Linked DNA regions of Homo sapiens: region 2 is linked to region 1. The links are chromatin loops, found by intact Hi-C in ENCODE. Cell type or tissue: endothelial cell of umbilical vein. All regions are shown on one strand.

Region 1 (2,500 bases):
ATCCTGGTGTAAGGCCCCAGAGAAGGAACCACACTTACACTTAAAACAATGTTCTTGGTCAAGCACGGTGGCTGACGCTTGTAATCCCAGCACTTTGGGAGGCTGAGGCGAGCAGGTCACTTGAGGTCAGGAGTTCGAGACCAGCCTGGCCAACATGGTGAAACCCTGTCTCTACTAAAAAAAACACAAAAAAATTAGCTGGGCGTGGTGGTGCACACCTGTAGTCCCAGCTACTCAGGAGGCTCCCAGCTACTCGGGAGGCTGAGGCAGGAGAATTGCTTGAACCTGGGAGGCAGAGGTTGCAGTGAGATGAGATCATGCCACAGCATTCCAGCCTGGGTGACAGAATGATAATCTGTCTCAAAAAAAAAACCACACACACATACACACAATGTTTTGAAATCAGAAACTTAAGTCATTTTTGGGGGATGGGGAATCAAACCCACAAAAGATGACTAAGACATTGCTCAACGTATTTTTTTGGTTTTGGAGTACACGTGGCTGCTTTTTCTTCAGGGTTCGATGTCCTGAGGATCCACTTTGTGGTCCCCTTTGGACTGCTGATTTGGTGTGTCTGAAGGAGAGCCAGAAGGAGAAGAGAAGCCTGACCCCAGTGATTATGTGGCTAGAAACTGGATAGGTTCGCAGGATATCACACTGTCCCCTCCCTGCCTTTTTTCAAACCACTTCCCACCAGCTTGAGATAAGTTTCCAACTACAGCTGTTTTGGGAGAGATGGACCTTCACTTAAACAGTGACCTTAACTTTAAACAGTCTTGGACTCATTGATTTTTGCAGCTGAAAGGAGCATGTGGTCTCCTCATTTTAGGGGTGAGGAATGCCAGATCCAGAGAAGGCAAGGGACTATCCTGAGGTAGTACAGCCTGGTGCTCCAACAGGAGAAGGTTTGAGGCTCTCACTTGCTACTCTCTATTGGTCTCAGACTCTCACTTGCTACTGCACTTTGACATACAAATTTGAAGGGCTCTTCCCTCTTATTTTGGTTAACTCCTACTCAGCCATCAGATTTCAGATTAAATATCACTTCCCTAGGGCGCCCTTTTCTCTGAGCCACGTTAGCTCCCCCTGCTGTACTGGTCTCATGGTACTCCTATGTCTCTTCTTATAACCCTTAACATATTTATAAGTACACGTTCCATGTGTTTCCCCACCAGACTGTAAGCTCCACAAAGTCAACAGTATGTCTCCTTGGTTCACTGAATACATCTATCCCAAGTGCCTAGAAGAGTGCCTGGCATAAAATAGGAAACTCAATAAATATTTTCTAAACACACACACACACACACACACACACACACACACACACACACTCTACTTAGTCCAGTCTATGGTAAAACATTAACATACTTTTTGTAAAAAGCACCACGTCTTCTGAACTACAAATTGGGCCTTTTTGCTGAAGGAAGGATCATTAGAGAACAAGGGATTTCATTTCAAATAATTTCCGGAAGATAGAAAAAGTTCAGAGAGGTATGACAACAGAAGCTGAAGTTTGGAGCACAAGGACAAGAAAGCACCATTGGAAATGAGAGACAAGGAATGGTGTGGGACCCCAGGGAGGCTCTGAACCTGAAGACAGCAGGCGTCGAGAAGATTCAGAAGGGCCAAAAAATTAAGGGATCCACTGAAGGTCCTGTGCCAGCCAGCTCCTCTATCCCATACCTGCAGCACACAGAGGGCCCAAAAGCTCTGCAGAACCACAGCCAAAGACAGGAGGCCTCTTTAAATAAATTGAATGAACTGCCTAGGATTGATCGAGGGCTTCTAGTAAGAGACTGGCCTCCTTATGCTAACACGTGAAGGGCCCTCAGTCTAACTGCTGCTCCTGCTCATGTGCCCTAAAGCATCTTCCACTTAGTACCTTAGTACCCTTCCAGTACCCAGCAGCTTCCCAGGCAGGGCAGAGGCCTATGGGACAAACAGATGAACTGAGACCTATCCCCTTAAAGAAGTCTTTTATTATTGATTGTGAATGGCCAAATAAAGCATGACAGGATGTCTGATCAAAACCAGCTGCATGACAGGAGTTTGAGACCAGCCTGGCCAACATGGCAAAACCCCATCTCTACTAAAAATACAAAAATTGGCTGGGCGTGGTGGCAGGTGCCTGTAATCTCAGCTACTCCGGAGGCAGAGGCAGGAGCATCGTTTGAACCCAGGATGCAGAAGTTGCAGTGAGCCGAGATCATGCCATTGCACTCCAGCGTGGGTGACGGCCAGCCTCCGTCTCAAAAATAAAAATACAAAAATTAGCCAGGCATGGTGGCGCATGCCTGTAATCCCAGCTACTTGGGAGGCTGAGGCAGGAGAACTACTTGAACCTTGGGAGGTGGAGGTTGCAGTGAGCTGAGATGGTGCCACTGCACTCCAGCCTGGGCAATAGAGCGAGACTGTCTCAAAAACAAACAAAAAACTGATGAGTCAAGAAAAAGCAGTATGGTAATGTGAGGTCCTTGTTTGGATCTGACTAGAACTAAAA
Region 2 (2,500 bases), 160 kb before region 1:
CTGTGTCCCACCCCTGCTGGCTTCAGGGCAGGGGAGAAGCTGCTGAAGAGGTTCACGTTAGGTTATTGGCCATCCAACAGAGACTGGATGAAAAGACCTGGCCCAGCGAAGACGTTAAAACCTTTTTCATGAAAGCCAGTGGTGAGGGGGCATTGGGCAGTGGAGGTGTGACCAGAAAGGGGTCCTGATCCAGACCCCAAGAGAGTGTTCTTGGATCTCCTGCAAGAAAGAATTTAAGGCAAGTCCACAAAGAGAAAGCAAGTTTATTAAGAAAGTAAAGGAATAAAGAATGGCTACTCCATAGACAGAAGAGCCCTCAGGGCTGCCGGTTGCCCATTTTTAAGGTTATTTCTTGATGACATGCTAAACAAGAGGTGGATTATTCATGTGTCCCCTTTTTAGACCATAGAGTGTAACTTCCTGACATTGGCATGGCATTTGTAAACTCTCATGGCGCTGGTAGGAGTGTGGCAGTGAGGACTACCAGAGGTCACTCTCGTCGCCATCTTGGTTTTGGTGGGTTTTGGCCAGCTTCTGCAGCCTGTTTTATCAACAAGGTCTTTATGATCTGTATCTTGTGCCGACCTCCCATCTCATCCTGTGACTTAGAATGCCTCATCGTCTGGCAATGCAGCCCAGTAGGACTCAGCCTTATTTTACCCAGCCCCTACTCAAAATGGAGTTGCTCTGGTCTAACGCCTCTGACAAAGGGGCCATAGATAAAGACCAGGCCAGTGTGATGGGGCCACTTGCAACCAAGTTTGTCAGCCAACCTGGAGGTGATGAAGAGGACTTGGCCCCTACTTCTGCCCTTGGGTTCTCCCTGATGTCATAATTCATGTCAGTGGAAGTGAAAAAAGATGAATTCTTGAGAATCAGATGGCTGAGAATGCACCTCAGACCCTAGACCACATTTTAGCCATGGAGAGGCAGGTGGCCTTTTCGTTAGCACCTGACACATGGTGGCCATTGGTTGCCTCCCCTTTCCTAGGCAGAAAGTCGAGGGGTACCTCCCAGGGAGGCTGTTGGAGTTGCCCCTTGAAGACAGCCTCCTCCTGGCAGGTGGCCTCTCGGCTGTTCATGCATGGAAATGCCACAAGGAGGCAGCAGCACATCACTGCTGTCCTCCCCCGAGCTGGAGCTGTGTCTGATTTTAACGAGATGGGAGGTTTGTTAAAATAGATTTCTGGGCCCTACTCCCAGAGCTTCTGTAGGTCTGGGATGGGGCATTTCTAACAAGTCTCCAGGTGATGGCTGCTGCCTCTGGTCAGGTACAATGGATCTATCTGTTAGAAGTCAGGATAGTGATTATCTTGTGGGTAGTGAAGAGAGGGAGACCAAGGTGGATTTTGGAGGTGCAGGCAATGCATGGTCCTGCTGTTGACCCAGGTACTGATTGCATGGGTGTGCTCATTTGTGAAAACTGGACTAACTGAACACTTTTATTTGTATACTTTTTGTTTGTTTGTTTGTTTTGTTTTTTCTGAGACAGGGTCTCACTCTTGTCACCCAGGCTAGAAGCAGTGATGCAATCTCGGCTCACTGCAACCTCCGCCTCCTGGGCTCAAGCCATCCTCCCACCTCAGCCTCCAGTGTAGCTTGGACTACGGGCATGTGCCACCATGCCCGGCTGATTTTTGTATTTTTTGTAGAGGGGGTTTCACTACGTTACCCAGGCTGGTCTCGAACTCCTGAGCTCACGCGATCCACCCGCCTCAGCCTCCCAAAGTACTGGGATTACAGGCATGAGCCACCGTGCCTGGCCTTGTATACTTTTTATACTTCATTAAAAATTCAAGAAAGAAGAAAAAGCCAAGGAAAAGAGAAACAAAATGGAAAGAGAGGAGGAGAGAGGATGAGAGAGAGAGAGACAGAAGAGAGAAACGGTGAGAGAGAGAAACATAGAGAGATAGAAGAAAGAGAGAGGAACAGAGAGAGAGGGAGAGAGGCTGGGCTAGCCGCTGGTTCAGCTGGTTCTGACTTCCCATCCTGGATTGTGAGTGGTGATTCTATTCTTCAAGCCTCAGCTTCTCATCTGTAAAATGCAGATCACAGCAACCACCTCATTTTCAATAAGAGAAGGTATAGAAAGTGTGAAAGGAAAATGAAAACCCCAATTCACTCTGCCAAAAGGAAAAAACTAAGCTGAAAGTTGAGTCATGCAACAAGCTGCCTTTCCTTTGTTCGTAAGCAGAGAGCCACAGATAAAAGGCCAGGTATCTCCACGAGTAGCCACTCTGTGTTCACCTTATCTTATGTAAAGTTACAGAGCGTGAGACGAATACATAATCGAATACATAATTTCCCTACCTGCTCTTTTTCTCTTGCAATATGTGGATTTCCAGACCCTCCTTCTTTCCCCTCCAGCCTGCTTTCCCCTTTAAATACTGAAGCCCTCAAAGTCATCTTTAGAGAAAGGCACAGACCTCTCTACTGGGCGTGTCCTTAACCTTGGAAAAATAAATGTCTAAACTGATTGAGACCTGTCTCAGACACTTTC

The links. Hi-C counts contacts between places; a loop is a spot of excess contacts. Peaks named below come from ENCODE experiments on the same cell type or tissue, not always from the same donor. Only the 100,000 strongest peaks of a DNase experiment are listed, where the experiment ranks them.
Region 2: a loop joins it to region 1, with 12 times the contacts of the local background. A loop is called at or near these places in 3 of 110 quality-filtered maps.

What each region holds. Positions count from the first base shown.
Region 1 is chr20:44,574,990-44,577,489 of GRCh38, reverse strand. It overlaps a transcript of PKIG not described here. Among named protein-coding and RNA genes, the nearest start is that of PKIG, 6.3 kb to the left of the region's middle. In endothelial cell of umbilical vein, a CTCF peak has its summit at 1,091 (motif pointing left); a DNase peak (open chromatin) is centred at 1,079; H3K27ac peaks cover 643 bases.
Region 2 is chr20:44,732,153-44,734,652 of GRCh38, reverse strand. The region is part of intron 3 of KCNK15-AS1 (KCNK15 and WISP2 antisense RNA 1); the gene reads left to right. Among named protein-coding and RNA genes, the nearest start is that of KCNK15, 12 kb to the left of the region's middle. In endothelial cell of umbilical vein, a CTCF peak has its summit at 1,092 (motif pointing right); a DNase peak (open chromatin) is centred at 1,122.